Regions from separate parts of the Homo sapiens genome. Here region 1 is linked to region 2. A link is a loop called in an ENCODE intact Hi-C map of the cell type or tissue named here. Cell type or tissue: IMR-90. All regions are shown on one strand. Each heading gives the region's core, and the rest is flanking DNA. Links, peaks and the distances in the headings are about the cores only.

Evidence for each region. Peaks named below come from ENCODE experiments on the same cell type or tissue, not always from the same donor. Only the 100,000 strongest peaks of a DNase experiment are listed, where the experiment ranks them.
Region 1: a loop joins it to region 2, with 7 times the contacts of the local background. A loop is called at or near these places in 41 of 110 quality-filtered maps.

The regions. Positions count from the first base shown.
Region 1 is chr4:122,596,685-122,607,559 of GRCh38, reverse strand. No RefSeq gene overlaps it. Among named protein-coding and RNA genes, the nearest start is that of IL21-AS1, 17 kb to the left of the region's middle. In IMR-90, for the core only: a CTCF peak has its summit at 4,814; no DNase peak of the experiment used is centred there; H3K27me3 peaks cover 162 bases.
Region 2 is chr4:122,905,528-122,916,115 of GRCh38, reverse strand. NUDT6 (nudix hydrolase 6) reads left to right here. Exons shown (of 5, transcript NM_007083.5): 3 at 3,493-3,548. Among named protein-coding and RNA genes, the nearest start is that of NUDT6, 12 kb to the left of the region's middle. RefSeq lists an enhancer at 9,008-9,302. In IMR-90, for the core only: a CTCF peak has its summit at 1,626 (motif pointing right); DNase peaks (open chromatin) are centred at 975 and 1,625; H3K4me3 peaks cover 150 bases; H3K27ac peaks cover 219 bases.

The DNA.
Region 1 (10,875 bases), core at 3,852-6,351, 310 kb after region 2:
ACCACATGTTCTCAATTATAAGTGGGAGTTGAACATTGAGAACACATGGACACAGGGAGGGGAACAGCACACACCAGCATCTGTTGGTGGGTGGGGGGTAAAGGGAGGGAACTTAGAGGATAGGTCAATAGGTGCAGCAAACCACCATGGCACACATATACCTATGTAACAAAACTGCACGTTCTGCACATGTATCCTGGAACTTAAAGGAAAATTTAAAAAAAGAAAGAAAAAATATACACATAACCTGAAAAAGAAAACACTCAGATGTCCATCAATATTCAACTTAGTCATCATTCTTCTCAAAGGATTTCCATTGCCATCTTACTGTATTTCTGTGACAGTGTTGACCCCTTCCCACTTTCAGAACTTGAGCATACTTTGATTATTAGACTTAATATAGTATATGCAGATTTATTTATTTATATGTCAGTTTCTCTTTCCAGAGAAATGGAAAGAGAAATTACTGTATATGAGGCAAGCACAGTGCCTCATACACAGTAAATAACATATAGTAGAAAACAAATGTTGGCAAAATTAAATTGAACTAAACACAAAACACATGATTTATTCATTGATGTATTTCTTGACATCTCCCTCTTACATGCTGAATCAAATTCTCACCAAAGCCAGTCAGTTCTGTTTTCAAAGTATCTCTAAAATCCTCTCTCACCACCTCCAGTTTCTACTTTGTTGGTGCCACCATAATCCTTCACTCAGATGACTGTAATATCTTCTGTATTAGTCTGTTCTCACATTGCTTTAAAGAAATGCCTGAGGCTGGGTAATTTATAAGAAAAGAGGTTTAATTGGCTCATGGCTCCACAGGCCATACAAGCATGGCTGCATCTGCTTCTGGGGAGGCTTCAGGGAGCTTTTACTCATGGTGGAAGGCAAAGCCAAAGCAGGCATCTTCACATGGCTGGAGCAGGAGGAGCGGGCAGGGGGAGCATACAGTACCAAGCGGGGGATGATGCTAAATCATTCATGAGAACTCCGCCCCCACGATCCAGTTACCTCCCACCAGGCCCCACCCCCAGCTGGGGATTACAATGCAATATGAGATTTGGTGCAGACACAGATTCAAACCAGGTCACCTTCCCAAATAGTTTTCCTGCTTTTGTCCTTGCCCCTCACCAAAATCTATCTGCAACAAAACAACTTGAATGGTCCCTTTAAAAACCAATCAGAGTATGCCACCTCTCAGCTCAAAATCTTCCAACACTTCCCATATAATTCAGAGTAAAACCTGAGTCCTACAAGGGTTACTTGGTCACATCTCTTCCACCTCCAGCCTCTCTAACCTTGTTTTCACTCTTTTTACTTGACTCCAGCCACATTGGCGCTCTTTCTGTTCTCCAGCATTACAGGAACACTCTCTCCTAAGGCATTTGCACTTTTTATTTCCTCTGTTTGGATGCTCTCCTGCCAAATGTCCATGTGGCCCATTCCCTCACCTCCTTTATGACTTTACTCAAATATCATCTTCTCCACCAGGTCTTGCCTCACTACCACCTTACTTTAAATTGCCCAAATACCTCTGCTTTATTTTTCTTCATAGCACTTACCACCCTGGACACATATATTTTAACCATTTACGTGTTTATAGTCTCTGTCTTCCACTAGAATATAAGTTCCATGTGGACAGGAATTTTTGTCTTTTTTATTCACTGCTGTATGTCTGGCTATTAGACCAATGTCCTGAACATTGAAAAAACTCATTAAATATTTGCAGAAAGAATTGGTGGGTTCTGCAATGAAGGTCTCCCACAGCGTTTTCATTCCTAACACACAATTTGCCTTCTATTTATTATGCAATTTGTGTGCTATTGATTTTTTCCCTTATAACTTCTTCCTATTATCTATCTTGTATCTTCTGCAAATATTCCCCCATTCTCTTATCAGATGTAACCACACCTCTTCTTTATTTTTGAAACTGGACTTCAGCAGTATGAAACTTGAAAGATAAAAATGGAAACGTTCTTCCACTTATCATTAAAATTTTAGCAAAAATATTTTTCTATAGAAAACTTCTGGGTTTGTATTGTCTAGAATTCTTCTGGCAAATAAAATATCCAATCATACAACGAACACCCTTCCATATTATATCTCCTCCCCCTTTACAAAAATAGAAAATTCGAAGCATCTATACGTTCATTTATGAGTCTCTAAAAGAGTTCTACCTTCTCTCAAAATGAAATACTGTGGAACAATCATATAATGGAATTGAACACATCAATAAGTTGAGAGAGAGTATAAACGGGTGCTTCTGGGGTACTAGTAATGTTGTATTTCTTGACCTATAAGATGGTATTTGTTGAGTTGTATACTTATGATTAATACCATTTTTTTCTCTATGTATGTTATATTTCAATAAAAAATTGAAAATAAATGATGGAAAAGTGTTTTTTAAAAAGTTCTATCTGATAAATGACACACAGCAGAAGCTGGAGAAGGCTATGGAGAGGGAAAACAATTGGCTAGGTGATAACTGGGAAGAGAGTGAGGTAAAAGCCCAGAAGTTGCCACAGGATTCTAAGTTGTGGTACTTCAGTCAACAAGAACAACTTTAAGATTTTTTTAAAACTAGTGCTGATCACGTCACCATCTTCCTGGTGAGAGATGGCCGAGAAGTGGTCAGTTTGGGGAGGAAAGGGTTTTTTTGTGTGTGTTTGTGTGTGTGTATATGTATATGTGTTCTTTCCCCTATAATCTTTTTTTTTTTTTTTTTTTTTTCTTGAGACATGGTCTTGCTCCATCACCTAGGCTGGAGTACAGTGATGTGATCTCAGCTCACTGCAACCTACACCTCCCATGTTCAAGTGATTCTCCTGCCTCAGTCTCCCAAGAAGCTGGGACTACAGATGAGTGCCACCATGTGGAGCTAATTTTTGTATTTTTAGTAGAGACGGGGTTTCACCATGTTGCCCAGCCCTACGTTCCTCACACATCATAGGTAAGTAGGTGATGAGTTAAGGATTCAGGTGCCTGTGATTTACTAAGGAGACGCTCCCAGATAAATCAGTAATTGAGTGAGAAAAGCAGGATAGGGAAGGGGAAAGCCAAGCCAGGGCATGATTTTAGGTGACTCCCCAGGTTCAGCCTGATCCTGTGGGATCCTCAGGGCATAAATTACCCTGCGGAGTTGTCAGCTGTGCTTGGAGGCAAAGGGGCTGGGCTTTTTGTCCTCCCACACTAGCCACTCACCTCTACCAAGCTTCAGAATTCTGAAGAGGCTGCTCCAGTGCATACCAATTGCATAATAAAGAGAGGGCAATCCTCTGAGTGTCCCAAACACAAGCTGGTATCAAAGCATGCAGAAGATTGGGGGATGAGCATACAGAGCTGATAAAAAGAATCCAAGGAGATCTGGGCAGGTGGAGTGCATTTTTTTCCTTTAAAAAGTTTATTTTTAAAATAGGAGGGCTTAAGGCAAAGATAAATTATATTGTCATAATAGAGGGAGTTTCAGGAAAGTTAGGATATATTTGTTCATGTAAAATTATGTATAATTACATATATTTATTATATATATTTTATATAGATTATTTCTTTTTTTGGTCACAATTTATCTTTAAGCCCATTTAACCTAAAGGAGTCCAGTTTACGGAGATGAATACAGTTGCAGCACGAAGAGCGAGTGCTCAAGTGAGAGAATATGACACTACTGATGTGTACCCTACATCCTACATACCAAGAGGACCTGCTACTTCCTCCTGACCAACCAACCCCTACCCCAGGGCAGCCATCACTTCCATGCCACAAACTGAATAAATTCTCCCAGATAGGGATATTTATATTAATGCAGGATTTTTGCTCCTTAGCTCAGCTAGGTCTGGCTTCTTTTCTCACAACCAGGAAAAATTAGGTGCACCGAACCAAGAGAGTGAGCGGAGTAGAATTTATTAAGCAAAAGGAAAGCTCTCAGCAAAGAGAGGGGTCCTGAAATCCGGTTGCCTCCTTCACAGTTAAATATCCCAGCTTAAGGCATGAATTCCTGGAGGCTCTACCCCTTCCTTGCAGTGCGCATTCGGGCCCTTAGACTGAGCCGCTCCATATTGATTTGTTTCCCTTACTGCACTTGTGTTAAGGAATGGAATTTTCCACCGCAGGCATGTTTAGGCAAGCTCCCTTATCTGCGCAAAACATCTGGTATAAACACTTGTAGGACGGGTCAGAGATTCTAGGGGACCCTTCCCTTACTGTCTGCCTAAAGCAAGCTGGCTAACTTCTTTCAATATTATTGGAACATAGGGCAGTTGTCAGGTTCTAAGCTTCTAGTAAGCCTCTCCCTTTCTTGTTTGACCCAGTGAGAACAAAACATTCCTTGGAGGGTCCCTTCGGGAGAAACTCCATTGCGAATAGAATTAAAATATTTACACCTGTTGATTAATAAATCCATCCTGAAGGGAGAAGAGAGATTGGAGCTGCTCACACTGAAGAAGGTAGACAACGAAAGGGTGCGGCCAAAATGGAAACAGAATCATTGACAAAATGGCGTGTGGGAAAGTGCTTCACATTGCTTACCCAAAACTTTTCCAATATACTGAGTCCCCAGTGAGGAGAGACCTAAGTGGCATTATAGTTTGAAGTAGAAGTGCCATGATACAACTTTTGTTCTAAAGTTATTACTGATGGATCAAAACCTGTTAAATGACTTGAGTTGTGACTATGAGCAATATATGTACCGTGTGTCACAGGGAACATTTCCTATTTGCCTCTCTTATTGTCACTTTTTCATTTCCCAACAGAAGCTTTCACTATGTCCTTTTAAAAAGATACCTTTTAAAGAAGAGGACATGCTGCCACCTATTGAAACAACGCAAATACATACAGACACCCAGTTCTAAGAACATCAGGACCTTGTCACCCCGTACCCGGCGAAAAGCAAACAATGTAAATTCTAAAAAAAATTCTCAACTTTTTCTATCCTGGACTTTACAAAGATTTCCGCTACCTAAATCAGTTCTAAAAGGAGCCTCAGGGCCAGGAAAATCATTTCTTCTTGGACCCACAGAACTTAAGTGTGAAGAACAGGACTGTTTGAAACATGCTGTGACATACCTTTCGGGATGGACCTGCTCACACAGAAACAGCAGAGAAGGGAGCTCGCAGGATCCTGAAACTGGCAGAATGCCTGGTCACTGGCTCTTGGTAACGTGACCTTAATCTAGTCGGGGTTCTCTTTAGTTCTTTAACTGGGAAATTGTTATGCTTTATCCTTCATTTGTGAAGAAGCCAGAAACATGCTGCAGATTTCCTCATCTGTGAAACAGCTGTAATAATTCAGCCTCTCTAAGATCATAGAATGTTCACAAAGATAAAATGGAATAAGGTATGGGAAAATGTCTTATAAAGTGTTTACACATTCAACAATGTAGAAGCTTGTTTTCAGACTTATTTTGCCTGTAGTGACAATAGCTTGTGCTGAATTCCCACCTCATCCCACTTAGGGAATTTCTTTCATGACAAATAGCCCATGTGAGAACCTCCTTTCTACAACCTTGGCCTCATTGAACTGTATTTTAATACACAGTTTCTTAATAATTGAAGAAGTCATTTAAAAAAATGTTCCCAGTGTTTGCCACAGAAGATTTGAGGTTGCAGCATTTTAATTAAACACATAAATTAAATCTTCTTTTACAGCTGCCTTTGATCACACTTCCTTCTTCCAAAAGTTTATCATTATTTTCTGCGTAATATATGTTTCCTCAATATAGTCTGAATGTTTTAACTACTTCTGCGTTATTTAGTGTCTTTTATCCCTTGATTCTGCTCACTTCTAGTCTAGCCTCTGTTGCTTCTACATTTAATGTTGTAACTTCTTTTTCTCTGTTGAAAAGCAACAAAAAACCAAAACCCTTTGTTTTTGTCTGCCTAACATCTATCCTCCTTCTTCCATTATCAGAATCCCTCTTTTTCTTTGCAAATCCCTCATTGCTCAACTATCAGCCTATGTGGTCAACTGGGGTTGGTCTCACTCCATCCCCAGCTCCAGGTGTGAGTACATAACACAAGCTAGAGCAATGGGAAGACTTTCTGTACTATTTCTTGTAATTATTTAGAGAGAGATATTATTTTCTTACTGGGGTTGCTAAGCTGATGAGATTTGGGCTAGAGTACCAGTGGCCATCTTTATCATTCTCTGGGGAATGCCTTCCGACTCCAGACAAAAGCCGAGTAAGAGAAAGGGAGATAGATTGTGCCTGAAGGTTCACCATTAACCTATTTATGTGAGCCAAAAAGAAAAAAAAATCCTCTTTTATATTTAAGCCTGTTTCAATTGTATTTCTGTCACTTACAATTGAAGAGTGCTGAATTCATAGACTCCTCAATTCCACACTTTAAATTATCTTCCACACAACTTTTATAAAAGAATGATGGTATTCAGATCCTCACCAAACCCCTAGTTAAATGAAATTAAGGTGTAACCCCCCTCTAGGAGTATCCTCTCTGGCTAACCAACTGTAGAAAATAAGAATGTAGAATCCCCTTCCCACTCTTTGTAAAATGAGCCCGGTCAGTTTATGAAGCCTACTAGTCAACTTAGAGCATTAGGTCTTAGCAGTAGTAGGCTGGCTTCTTGCAGGTTACAGAGCCAGATACAGAGTCCACTCCCTGAATACATGCTTTGTAGTAAGGCTACATTACCATGAAAATGGCAGAAAAGTCCCTAATCATGTAGAAGAGTTACACTGAGTAAAACATTCTGAGATCCCACAGTTGTTTGTACTGTTTATGTTCCTTTGACAATCAGAAAACATCACTTTGTCAAGCACGGATTGGTAACATATTAAAACATACAGAATTTGGTGTAATATCCTATATTTTTTCTGGTCTGGAATCTACTACAGAAAATAGATCTTGCTGGAAAGGATTTAGAGTCTAGTGGGGGAGACATAACAATTAAAATTCATAATTACAGCACAGTGTGGTACACTCTGTGATAGGTGAATGTTCACTACTATGGGTATCTAGGTGTGGTGGTGGACGCCTGTAGTCCCAGGTACTCAGGAGGCTAAGACTGGAGGATTGCTTGAGCCCAGGAATTCAAGTTCAGCCTGGGCAACATAGCGAAACCCATCTCTAAAAGAAATACTATGGGAAAGCTCTGATTCTGGTAATGGTCAAGTAGTTTAGACCAACTATCCCACAAATAACAATGATAAGCCTCAAATAAAATATGAAAAGCCACTATTTATAATTCACCCACCAAGAACAGTGAAAAGTAGGCAAAAAGTGAAGAGAGTTTGATTACTGAAAGAAGAAAATCATAACGAGTGAGAGCTACATTTAGATGACTTTTGCCTTGGGGGCTCTCTCCAATCCATGAGATGTAGGGAAACCAGAACTCAAGCAGAAGTTTTCAGTGTATTGATTTGCAGGATCAGAGAACACAGTTTGGGGTGGCAGAGTAGCTGGAAATTGAGGGAGAAAGTTGGAGTAGGGAGCCTCTAAACCTGCCTATAAACTGCCTCAAATCCTTGAACAGTCCCTGAACTGTGCATGGACAAGAGAGACTTCAGGAGCCCAATGGACAGCACTATCTAAAAGGCTCAGCAGAGATTTCAGCTGGTATTCACTTCAGTATAGATAGAGCTGGCATATAGTTCCCATCAAGTCAGAGAGACTTGGTAAACACCTTGGGCTTTCCATTGAAACCTCACAGAGGCTAGTCCTTAGCAGTCAAGATATAGGAATTAATCCTAAGACTAAAAGCAAAACAAAAACAAACATATCCTAACAAAAATGTGAAATCATGCCTCCACAAATTCAAGTGATGAGCCAGTAATTTAAATGCCTACTACAACAAATAGCATCATCTCTAGAGAAAGATAACAGATTGCAGTCTCTACAATGTATCATGCATAACATCAGTATACAAAAAATAATAGGCACACAAAGAAATAGGAAAATATGAGTATAGAAAGCACTTAAGAGAAACATACCCCAGGATAATCCAAAGATTGGTATTGGCAGACAATAACTTTAAAGCAACTGTTATAAATGTGCTCAAGGGCTTAAAGGAAAAATGGTTATAGTGAGTGAATAGATGAGAGTCTTAGGAAACACAGAAATTATAAAAGCAGTGGTAATTATAAAACCAAGGAGTATAATATCAGAAGTAAAAAAACCACTGGATGGACTTAATTGGTTGAATATAGCAGAATAAAGGGTCAGTGGACTTGTACACATATATTTGAACATTCCCATTTGAAGAACACAGAGAATGAAAGTTGAAGAGTGGTTAGAACCTTGGGGACATAGAATAACATCAATTGGTCTAAAATGTGAAATTGGAGTCCCAGAGGGAAACAAGGGAGATAATGAAGCAGAAAAAATCTATAAAAATGGTGGCCAAAAATTTTCCAAATTGGGTAAAAAACATTAACATGTGGACCTAAGCACCTTAGAGGATCTCAAGCAGTATAAATGCAAAGAAGATGATGCCTACCATAGTTAAACTGGTAAAACCAATGGAAAATTGAAAAAAATTTAAAGCATCCAGAAGAGAAAAAAAGATGCCTTATTTACGGGAAAAAGATGACGAGAATGATATCTGACTTCTCATCAGAAACAAAGACAGAAGAAAATGAAAAAACTGATAAAACAAATTTGAGATATTAATAAAACATTTAAAAAGATGACAATGAAAAAACATCCTTAGCATGCCTTAAAGAAACTAAACCCCAAATTCTATATTCAATAAAAATATCCTTCAAAAATTCGGCAAAACAAATGTATTTTCAAAAAAAGTTTTAAAAGCGAATAGATTTCCTACAAAAACTATTAAAGGAAATCCTTCAAACTAAAGGAAATAATAGCAGATAGAAATTTGTCTATGGCCATACCACCCTGACCATGCCCAATGGCATCTGATCTCAGAAGAAATTCAGATATACAAGAAAAAATAAAGAATAATAGAAATAGTTGATATATGGGTAAATATTGAATGATATCATTTTTCTTCTCTTAATTTCCTTCAAAGACAAGTAACTGTTTAATGCCAAAAATTAAAATTATAACATCTTCTTGTGGAGATTATAAAAAATCTATAATAACAGCACACAAGATGGAGTAGTGGTAAATTAAATTACATTGTTTAGGATTCTTAAATTTAACATGAAGTGGTACAAATTAACACTACACAGACTATGATGAATTAAAAATTTATATCATAATCCTAGTAGTAGCTCAAAAGGATTAAAAAAGGAATACCAGGCCGGGCATGGTGGCTCACGCCTGTAATCCCAGCACTATGGGAGGCCGAGGCGGGTGGACCACTTGAGGTCAGGAGTTCGAGACCAGTCTGGCCAGCATGGTGAAACCCCGTCTCTACTAAAAGTACAAAAATTAGCTGGGCATGGTGTGGGTGCCTGTAATCTCAGCTACTCGGGAGGCTGAGGCAAGAGAATCTCTTGAACCCAGGAGGTGGAGGTTGCAGTGAGATGAGATCATGCCACTGTACTCCAGCCCGGGCGACAGAGCAAGACTCTGTCTCAAAAAAAAAAAAAAAAAAAAGGAGGGAATACTTAAATATGAGGGAAATTAAAATATAATAATAAAGATATTCAATTAACCCAAAGAAGGCAGGAAAGAAGAAACACAAGAATAAAAAGCAGACGGGATGAAGAGAAAACACACAGGAAAATGATAGACTTCAATCCAACCATATAACTAATAATATTAAATGAAAATGGACTAAACACTATTAAAAAGCAGAAACAGACTTTGTAAAAATACAAAACACAGCTATATGCTTTCTACAAGAGACACACTTTCAATATAAAATCATAGGTAGGTTTAAAGGAACAGAAAAAGATATGTGATAAAAATATTAAGTATTAGAAGGTGTGTTCTAATGTTAATATCAGATAAAATACACTTCAAAGCAAGAAGTAGTACCAGTGAAAGAGATGCACATTGAACATTTCATAATGATAAATGAATCATTTCATCAGGAATAAGTTACAATTATAAGTGTGTATGCGTCTAACACAGAGCTTCAAAATACATGAAGCAAATACTGAAAAAACTAAAGGAACAAATAACCAAATCCACAGTTATAATTGGCAATTTTTAACACACCTCCCTCAGTAATTTGTAGACCAACTAGACAAAAAAAAAAAAAAATCACCGAGTATACAGAATATTTGAATATCACTGATGATATGGTTCAGATGTTTGTCCCCTCCAAATCTCATGTTGAAATATGGTTCCCAATGTTGGAGGTGGGGCCTGGTGGAGATGACTGGCTCATGGAAGCAGATCCCTCATGAATGGTTTAGCACCATCCCCTTGGTGATAAATGAGTTCTTGCTCAGTTAGTTCACACGGTATCTGGTTATTTAAAAATGTGTTGCACCTCTCCCCTTGCTCTCTTGCTTCCTCGCTCACCATGTGACGTGCTTACTCCCACTTCACCTTCTGCCATGCTTGTAAGCTTCCTGAGGCCCTCACCAGAAGCAAATGCCAGCACTGTACAGCCTGTAGAACTGTAAGTCAATTAAACCTCTTTTCTTTATAAATGACCCAGCCTCAGGTATTTCTTTATAGTGACACAGGAATGGACTAATACAACTATCAAACAACTTGCTCTAACTACTATTTATGGAACACTAACAACAACTTCAATGTAAACATTCTTTATAATTGCACATAGAACATTCAAGAATATGACCAGCAAGACAGGTCATATTCTCAGCCGTAAAATAAAACTCAATAAATTTCAAAATCTCAAAGTATGTGTTTTATTACCACGATGAAATTAAATTAGAAATCATTAATAATAAGATAGCTAGATAAGTCCTAAGTATTTGGAAATTAAGAAATAGATTTCTAAATAACCCATGAGTCAAAGAAGAAATCGCAAAA
Region 2 (10,588 bases), core at 308-2,807:
GGTGGTGGTCTCAGTACTACCCTTTAAGGACCAAAATTCTTAGATTTCTAGAAAAACTATAATAGTAAGGGATCCTTATGACCTTAATAAATGAAAGCAATGAAGCATATTAGTTATTTAATTAATAATTTTATTTGCCTTTATATAATTTACAAGAGTTTTTAAGGTAGTTTGCTTTTCAAGGCTTTTCAAGGAGTTGTTCAAGAATGCCTAATGATGTCTTCTCTGTCCCTGTCTTACTTCCCTGTAGCAAGTAGACATTCAGAAACTCTCCGTTCAGCTCTATTTCAAAAGATTCTACTCAATAATTTAGTGACAGCCTCACACTTCAATGGAAAGTTATGCAAATAATTATCATTCACGGGCACAGACTCTTAAGAGTTCCCAGTTATTACTACAGAATTGGTAATATATGCAAAAAGAGTATCCTATGAAGGGCCTGTTGATAACTAAGTACTATATTGTATATTGTACATTATAGTTTAGAGTGTCAGAGCAGTTCAAAGAATAAGAGATGCAGAACTTGACCAATCTTGAACACTAACTAGGATTTGAAGCCACTGTTGGGGGTGTGGACGAGGTAATGTAAGAAATTGTTCTGGAAAGGTGCAGAGTTGTTTTTTTTTTTTTTTTTTTTTTTTTTTTTGAGGCAGGGTCTCACTTTGTCACCCAGGCTGGAATGCAGTGTCATGATCTGGGCTCATTCCGACCTCCACCTCTTTAGCTCAAGTGATCCTCCTGCCTTAGCCTCCCAAGTAGCTGGGACTACAGGCATGCGCCACCATGCTAGGCTAATTGTTGTATTTTTTGCAAAGATAGGGTTTCGCCATGTTGCCCAGGCTGGGGTGCAGAGTTTTTAGGTGGAAAGAAAAATAATTGGCATTTGTTATAAACTACCGAAGGCAGATGTGGCTGGAATAGCTGGAGCCATTGCTTTCTTTTGCTTTTCAAACTTAGCAAGCTTGTGTCTGACTCAGAGCCTTGACATCTACTGGCTCCTCTTCCTGCAGCATGCTTCTCCAGAACTTTCTTTATCTAGTTCTTCATAGCCGAAGTTTCTGCTCAAGTGTCTCCTTCTCAGAAAAGCCCCTGACCCTTCTGTTAGAAGTGACTTCTCCCTGCACACTAGTGCCATCATTCCTTGTCCCTTTATCCAGCTCTATGTTTCTTTATGGCATTTATCACAGTCTGAAACTCTATTATATCATGTATGTAAATTAATTATATTGTATCACTTAATCTCCCCCACAATAATATAAACTCCATAAAGGCAGATATTTTATCTGTCTTGGTCACCACGATATCCTCAAGCTAAAGACAGCGAGTGACATAAAGTAGATATTCAATATTTTTTTAATGAATGGGATGGAAATGTGAGTCTTCTGAGAGAGAAGTTTCAGTATTGTTGAGGGGCAGCATTGCACAGTGAGAAGAGTGTGCCTGCCTAGAATCCAGACAGACTGGCTATCAGTCCCAGTTCTACCAGTTAGAGCTATATGAAGCCAGACACTCATATCACTCACAGGATTATTGTGACTTATACCTGAGCTAATGTACGTTGAAGCACAGTGCCTAATCATAATAATAATTTTTATGTTGTGACCAGCAGAGGTCGCTCAAATTGTGCTTTAGTGGTGCTGGTTTTGTCTCTGATACTGTGCTCATGTTTACAGTGAATTCATTAGGGACAAGTTCAATTTGAGTAACCACAAATTATTAAAATTTAAGAGTAAGTTTCCTTGGCATTTCTTTGGCAGTCTACCTCTTGTAAAGTCCAGTTAAATTATAGCTTACATTTTCTAATAGAAGCCAACATTAATGTTAATTATATCTCACTTGGTGATTTTCCTTCCTGCTTTAAAATAGTCAAGTGTGGTGTTTTCATTTCAATTGCATTTCAATTACTTTTCCCCATGTTACACATATTTATTCCTTCTCTATATTCTACATAGCATTTATCACCTTCTAATATTCTATATAATTTATTTTTTGTTTGTTTTGGCGCCTCCCCACACACATACCAGAATGTGAACCCCATAAGGATAGGGAGTTTCATTTGTGTTGTTCACCACTGTATCTGTAGCACCTAGAAAAGTGCCTGGCACATAGTAGGAGCTCAATTAATATGCACAGGATCTATGTACATTATATAGAGGAACTCAGTTAATACTGAAAGCATGGACAAATATGTAGAAAGTATCTTTTAAAAAATGTCATCCCACATTATTTAAATACAAGTAATGTTTAAATCATAACATCTAAAAGATCATAATAAAAATCACTAATACGTCATTTGTATTTTTGACCCAAGATTGCCCAAAGGGAAATATTTTTAAAAAGAAAGAGAGAATATGCAATGTGTATGATGAATGAATAAACAAAAAAAAATGAACTAGAACTTAAAACATATATAAAACAAAGAACTCTTCCAAAGCAGTATATTAGTAGATTATAAAGTTGTGTATATACATAATAAGAAAATTTAATTGGCTTCAGAAAGGTCTTGAAATGAATATTGAGATATTTGAGATTTGGATCATCAGGGGGCACAGCCTGTGTTGTATGCATAGTGATTCAAGGAATAAAAATGAGAAGTCAATTCATTTATTCAATAAATATTGTAAGCACATCTGTTGTCTGAATGTTTGTTCCCCCTAAAATTCATATGTTGAAACCTGATCCCCAATGTGATGGTATTAAGAGGTGGGGCCTTTGGGAGGTGACTAGATCATGAGGGCAGAGCTCCCATGAATGGGATTAGTGTCCTTATGAAAGAGGCCTACAGGAGCTTGTTTGCCCCTTTCACTATGTGAGGACAGGGCTAGAAGGCATCGTCTGTAAAGAATGAGCCCTTATTAGACACTGAATCTGCCAGCACCTTGATCTTGGACTTCCTAGCTTCTAGAACTGTGAGAAATAAGTTTGTTGTTTATAAACTATCCAGTCTGTGGTTATTTTGTTATAGCAGCCCAAATGGACTAAGACAGGCACTTAGTGTCTTCATGGATGAGGTGGTGGTACAGCTTGACCATCCCCAATCTACAAATCTAAGATCCAAAATGCTGCAAAATCCAAAAGTATTTGAGCACTGGCATGATGCCACTAGTGGAAAATTCCATACCTGACCTCATGTGACAAGTCACAGTCAAAATGCAGTCAAAACTGTTTTCATGCACAATATTATTTAAAATATTGTATAAAATTGCCTTCAGGCTATGAGTATAAGGTGTATATGAAACATAAATGAATTTCATGTTTAAACTTGGGTCCTATCCCCAGGATACCTCATTATGTATATGAAAATATTCCAAAATCCAGAAAAATCTAACACTTCTGCTCTGAAACATTTTAGATAAGGAATACTCAACCTGTATTTGAACCAAGGCTTCAAGTATGGGTAGAATTTTTATCACCACAGATAGAGAGTGTGGGAGGAGATTAAGGTGAATGAAATTAATATTTCTCAATTATCTTTTCTTTTTCCCCTAATAGGAGCTGTATTTGATGAAAGTACTAGAAAAATACTGGTTGTACAAGATCGAAATAAAGTAAGCTGCTTCTGTTTTATAAATTGCTTCCTAAATGTTTATTTCTTTCTAGAGAAGAATAAAATATAGAAATTTTAATATGCCTAAGGGGTTATAGAAAGGTATTTTAAAAATCATTTCTAAGCAGTTATGGATCACCTTAGATATTTATTTAAACCAAACTACTTATACAGACCTTGAAAATTTCCAGGTAACACTCAGTGTTACTATCTATTACTTTATGGCTAAAGGAAAATTATAAATGACTGTATTTAATTGGGAAGACAAGTCTGCTTTAATATATTACCAAGATATTCTTCCATTCATTCAGCATTCAATGAGTTTCTACTCTGTGCCAGGTGCTGAGAATATAAAAAGCAGTAAGACGATATACCTTATGCCCTGCAGCTTACTATTTATTTGGAAAGACAGTCATACAATAGATGACAGCAATTAACTTTGCCTGAAGAAGTCCCCAAAGACTTCTCAAAGGAGGTGAAATTTAAACTAGGTCTTGAAGAATGAGTAGGAGCTTTCCAGGTGCAGAAGAAAAAAAATAAAAAACAAACTGATAAAATTCGAATTGCTTATACAAAGGCACAGAGCTCAGAAAGGGACTGACATAGTTTAGAAATAATGGTAAAAAGTTCAGTGTGGCCCAGAATATGGACAGTGGTAAGATATTTGACTTGAGAGCTAGATTGGAAACAATGTGAAGAGGATTGGATACCAAGATAAGGAGTCTAGGTGACTAGAAGCAACAAATATTTCCCAGAGAAGTACCGTGATTAGGGATCAGATGTTTTCATGCTCAGGAGTCAGAAGTAAAAGTGAAAGAGAATAATGATTTTGATACTTTCTGAGACTTCAGCAAATATTAGTGGACATAGTCAAACATTTTTCCCCACCACATATGTTCTTAAAGTTTAAATTAATGTTTGTAATGATAGCTGAAAGCAGTGTCACATATTTCTTGGAAATGCTATCTAAAACTATTCTTATGGCTCCAAGTAACTTTGAAGTTTTCATTAAGGCAGGATCTCTGATTCAAATTAAGCTTTTTGTCCTCAACAGAAATTTATAGAACACCTAAAGTAGTATTGTACCTAGCCCTCAATAAGTTTTATATTTGAATTGGGACATATATATGTAACGGTTATGACCAGAGAGTAGGAGGCATTATTGAGTGGTAAAAGTAGGGCCTAGTCATGAGAACCAGGCAGATGAGTTTAGACTTGACATGGAAACAGTAACTATTAAAAGATTTTGATTGTGATGACAAAATGATGAAGATGATATATGGACAAAATTAATCTAATAACAATATGCAAATTAGCCTGACAACAGTATGCCCAATGAGAGGGAGCTGATATGAACAAAATGGACTTGGGAGCCAGACTGACCAGAGTTCCAATCCCTTTGCCACTTCTACTTTGTAAAGTTGGCTTCAACCCAGAGTGGATATTATAACTCTCTCCAATATAGCAGATAGATGATATGCCCGAAATACTGTATGTACAAGTAACATAAATTGATTAATTTCTTTTGTTATGTTTAAAACAAAACTATACTTTGGTATGTAGCAGTTACTTCTAAAGAGATACCATAAAAGGGTTTTACTGTCTTCTAAGTATATCCCTTTAATTATCTCTCTTTTCATTTAAAGAAGAAGTAGATCACCAGAATTTATTTAATCTTTCCTGGGCTCATGTGAATGATGTTAATGAGACAAAACGGAATCAGCAGACCCGGGTCCCTAGGATTTGGCCATGCCATTAACTGTCTTTCTGACTCTGGGGACCTAAGTTTCCCCATTTATAAAATTTAGGAGTTAGACTCAATGGTCAAACAAAATATTGTAATACTTAATTCTATGTATCTTCCATGTACATAGCATAAATACTTATACAATATATGGATAAAATGTGATCTAAGCCACTTTGGTAGTATGGAAAGAAAAGGGTAAACCATGAAGGTTTTTTAAATAGCACACTGGGTTTCAGAAGTGATTTTGTCAAATAAAATTTCATTATGGACTTTAACAGAGGCTGAAAGACAGCCAGATAACATGATTGTGCCACTCCAAGCAGTCCTTCAGGGTTGGTTAATCTACCAAATAAGAATCTAGCCATGTTATTATTCATGTCATAAAACACAGAAATTCATAGAAAACAAACTTGGGTATGTTAATGTTAAAAACTGCATTGGAATCTGGAAAAAAAGGAGCTTTCCTGGCAGATATAGCTGAATTGTCTTACTCCAAACCTAGACAGCTTTATGTTTTTTGAGTAGATTTTTTTGTTTCTTTATAAAACCTGCAAAGACAAGTGACTTAACAGGTTCAGCTTACAGAAATCAAACTCCCAGAGCAATCTGTACTTGAAATATGTAATTGAAAAGGAAAGAATTGAGTTGGGCTATATTTTTAAAACAGGGTAATAGTGAAAACTATGTTTAATAAATTTGCCTGAATTCCAGGTAAACCACTAAAACTTTTATGGTTCTCTGTTAAATCATGGTTGCACTTAATGCGTCTCTAGTTTTATTCATCTTAGTTTCAAATAAGTGAAAGTGTTTTCTGAAATGTTTCTTAGTGTTTTTCAACATAGTCAGAAAACAAAGGGAGATCCAGACCTAATGACAAAACAAATAAATAGGCGTCATCCCATTGTAGGGGAAAACTCAATCCACAGTGGCACTGTTTGCATCATTCTTTGGAATAACTGAGTTCATCCTGTAATGTTTACTTACAAAGATTCAAGTGGAGAGTTTTCCCTTTTTCCACTCTGAGTTTCTTTTGTATGGCCTTTACAGTCATTTGAAGGTCATACCTTTAGGCTTGGTGACTGTTGAGTAATTAACCCTAGATAGGTTCATGAATGGTTTATTTGGTGGCTCTTAGAACCTGTAGTCATCTCTAAAGAGAATTAAAAACCTTAATAAAGTGGTAGTACCAGCCTGTAGTGCACAGAAGGCTCTGTTCTGGCCTTTAGCCTCCTAAGAAGTCATAGCCAAACATTTGCTAATACTTATTCCTCTGTTATAGCACACATTCCTGATCCTAGTTTATGAGGTTTTCGGGGTAAAAAAAAAATTTTAATTCTATCATGTTTTGCTCTGTCAGTAGAAATAAAACCAGATAATCAAATAATTTGTGATGACATAAAATACTTGCATGAAATAATTTCCATGAAATGTTTCTCATTTAATAATCATACTTATTATTATCTCCATTATTTTAGGACTGAGATTTAGAGAGGTTACAATAACTTATTCAACATTATGCAACTAGTTAATAGGCAGAATCAGAAGCCTATAGGGTAATCTTTTCACTAAACCTAGACTAAAAAAACAACATAGGCAGGAATGGTGGTGCGCACCTATGGTCCCAGCTACTTGGGAGGCTGTGGTGGAAGGATTATTTGAGCCTGGAAGGTCAAGGCTACAGTGAGCCATGATCAAGCCACTGCACTCCAGCCTGGATGACAGAGTAAGACCCTGTCTCAAGAAAAAAAAAAAAGCTGGGATGGCGGGGAGATGATTAATTTAAGGAGATATAGAGTAATTATCAGTTCTTCTCAAAACCTAGGATGATGATCTATTTTTACAGTTTTTAGAAGACCCAAATAAAGACTGTAGACTGTAAGTAAGAAAGAAAGAAGTTTTTATTAAAAATCCTTTTGTTTTTTGCTCACTGAGATGGCTGAACTTTTCAGAGAACACATGATTCAGCAGTTGGTCCTTTAAAAGTTAACAAACTTTAATTGTTTTCCTTTACTCAGAGTTGTTTGGATTTTGAGTAAGATTAAGTCAGGGTAATAAGAGATTAATTTATAAATCAGAATGCCATTTTATTAATTCTGTTAATGGAAAAGTCAGACTCTGTAAAACATTTTTAAAAGGTTTATTTTGAACCAATGAATGACCTTGGTCTGGGAAATGCATCTCAAGAGGTCCTGCAAACGTGTGCCAGTGGGCAATTGAATTACAGTTTTGTTTAATAAGTTTGAGGGAGGCAGGAGTTACAAGCAGAGACATAAATCAATATGTGGATGGTATACATTTATTTCGCCTGAAAAGGCAGGATGTTTTGAAGAGGCAGGATGTTTAAAGAGGGGGCTTACTGGCTATAGGTAGATTCACAGATTCTCTAATTTACAATTGATTAAGGAAGTGAAGCTTTGTCTAAAAATTTAGAGTCAGCAGAAAGAATGTTTTAAGTTAAAATAAAGAAGTCTGTCAACCAATATTACACTGGGTCAGAGTGACCTGCAGGGTTGTGTGACTTAACCCTTGTCTGGCATGGCTTTAGATCCTGTTTATAATTTGGTATCTTATTGTCACAAAGAGTCCATTTTGTTACCTTATGTTAACATAATAATGGTCAGTTGTGACTAAACTCCAAAAAGGAAGGGGTATAATGCGGTGTGTCCAACCTCCCTACACATCATGGCTGGGGATTTAGTTTATAAGATTTTTTTGGGGTCCCCTTGGTCAAGAGGGGGTCCATTCAGTTGGGAGGGGTTTAGGATTTTATTTTTAGTTACAATTCACAGTAGGAGGAAAGGATCCAGGCTTTTTGTTAGTAGAAATGAATTGGAGAGATATTCCCAAATATGATATATGCTGCTTCCAAAATGTAAAAAAGTATTGCTCCAAGTGCTGTGAGTGGGGATAGTTGCAAGGTGCACCAAATCGCCCATACCTTAGAGATCTACAGATTACTGTTACCAGAAGGGGGTCCTGATCCAGACCCCAAGATAGGATTCTTGGATCTCACACAAGAAAGAATTTGGGTGAATCCGTAAAGTGAAAGCAAGTTTTATTAAGAAAGTAAAGGGGCCGGGCGCAGTGGCTCATGCCTGTAATCCCTGCACTTTGGGAGGCCGAGGCGGGCAGATCACGAGGTCAGGAGATCGAGACCAACCTGGCTAACACATGAAACCCTGTCTCTACTAAAAATACAAAAAATTAGCCGGGCGTGGTGGTGGGCGCCTGTAGTTCCCGCCACTCAGGAAGCTGAGGCAGGAGAATGGCATGAACCCGGGAGGTGGAGGTTGCAGTGAGCCAAGATCGCGCCACTGCACTCCAGCCTGGGTGACTGAGCGAAACTCTGTCTCAGAAAAAAAAAAAAAAAAAGAAAGTAAAGAAATAGGCCAGGTGCGGTGGCTGGTGCCTGTAATCTCAGCACTTTGGGAGGCTGAGGCAGGTGGATCACTTGAGGCCAGGAGTTTGAGACCAGCCTGGCTAACATGGTGAAACCCCATCTCTACTTTAAAAAAACACAAAAATTAGCAGGGCATGGTGGCGCATGCCTGTAATCCCAGCTACTCAGGAGGCTGAGGCAGGAGAATCACTAGAACCCAGGAGGCAGACGTTGCCGAAACCTGAGATCATGCCACTGCCCTCCAGCCAGGGCGACAGAGTGAGACTCGTCTCAAAAAAAAGAAAGAAAAGAATAAACAATGGCTACTCCATATGCAGAGCAGTGGCTTGGGCTTCTCCACTAAGGATACTTAGAGTTATTTCTTGAGTATATGCTAAACAAGTGTTGGCTTATTCATGAGTTTTCCAGGAAAGGGGCAGGCAATTCCCGGAACTGAGGGTTCCTCCCCGTTTTAGACCAAATAGGGTAACTTCCTGATATTACCATGGCATTTGTCAGCTGTCATGGTGGGAGTGTCTTTTAGCATGCTAATGCACTATAATTAGCATATAATGAGCAGTAAGGATGACCAGAGGTCACTTTCATCCCCATCTTGGTTTTGGTGGGTTTTGGCTGGCTTCTTTACTGCAACCTGTTTTATCAGCAAGGTCTTTATGACCTGTGTCTTGTGTGGCCTCCTATCTCATCCTGTGACTTAGAATGCCTAACCTCCTGGTAATGCAGCCCAGCAGGTCTCAGCCTTATTTTACCTAGCCTCTTTACAAGATGGGGTCACTCTGATTTAAACACCTCTGACAACTATACTTCTAAACACTTAATAGGGGCATCTCCTATCCTCTAGCACCTAGATGTCTTACTAGGACATCTAGAATACGTGACACTTCCTACTTTCCAGGTCCAGTCAGCATGCTGGCATCAATAGAGTTGGGTAGTGATAAGCCCTGGCATATAGTAACATAGCAGCTACTAAGATTCTTACATATGGAAAGGAATGAGGTACAGATGGAAACAGAAGTATTGAGTCGTTTGGTAGCCATGGCACTTTAAAAGTACGTAATAATAATTATATAGCTTTGGAGATGGCTAGCTTTTGTTAACTTGTTTAGATGCCTTGGCAAAATAAAAATGACAAGCTCAAGTCAGCCTGTCAATTCAAGGCACAATATGAATACCCCAAGACCTCCATGGCACCATTTAAAGAGACCCCTATATTCTCCAGCCACAAAGGCAATATTGAAAATCAGGCCTAGATCCAACTGTAAGAATATCAGAGCTGCAAAGGAGACTGAATAGAGTTTGACAAGTGTCCTATGTCAAAGCCAATCCCCTAACAGGAAAAGAGTGGGGATCCTGCGACCCTGAGTGAATGGACATAAGAATTTTGAATTTCAAATTCTCTTGAACCCTCTGAGCCAGTAGAAGCAGCACCCTTCTTCTGGCTACAGAAAACAGCCTCCCCTTGCCTGAGGGCTCTGCAAAAGATAGAGTATTTAATAATATTAGGACAGTGTACTTAAAATCAGAAATAGTCTGGAATATTCAGGATGGCAACCAGAACTGATGACCTCTTAGGAGTCATCAGTGCACAAGGAATCAGATGCACAAGAAATCCTTGTGCATCTTTACTGACTAGCCTGCAGTCTTAGCCTCCAAATATTTGTTAAAGGATTTGAAGAAACTGTGGAAGCCAGGAAACCATTTGTCATAGATGTGTTAGGCACTGAGTGACTTATCAGAGAATACCTGAATGAGAGATGACCTCTCGAAGTCCTAGTTCTGTCTGTGACTCATGGGTGAGAATATGGGCATAGCACTCCTAAAATTTCCTATGTGGAAAAGACCACTTTTATGTTGGCAGAGGTAAAGTATAACAGCACATAGAGGGGTAAGCAAA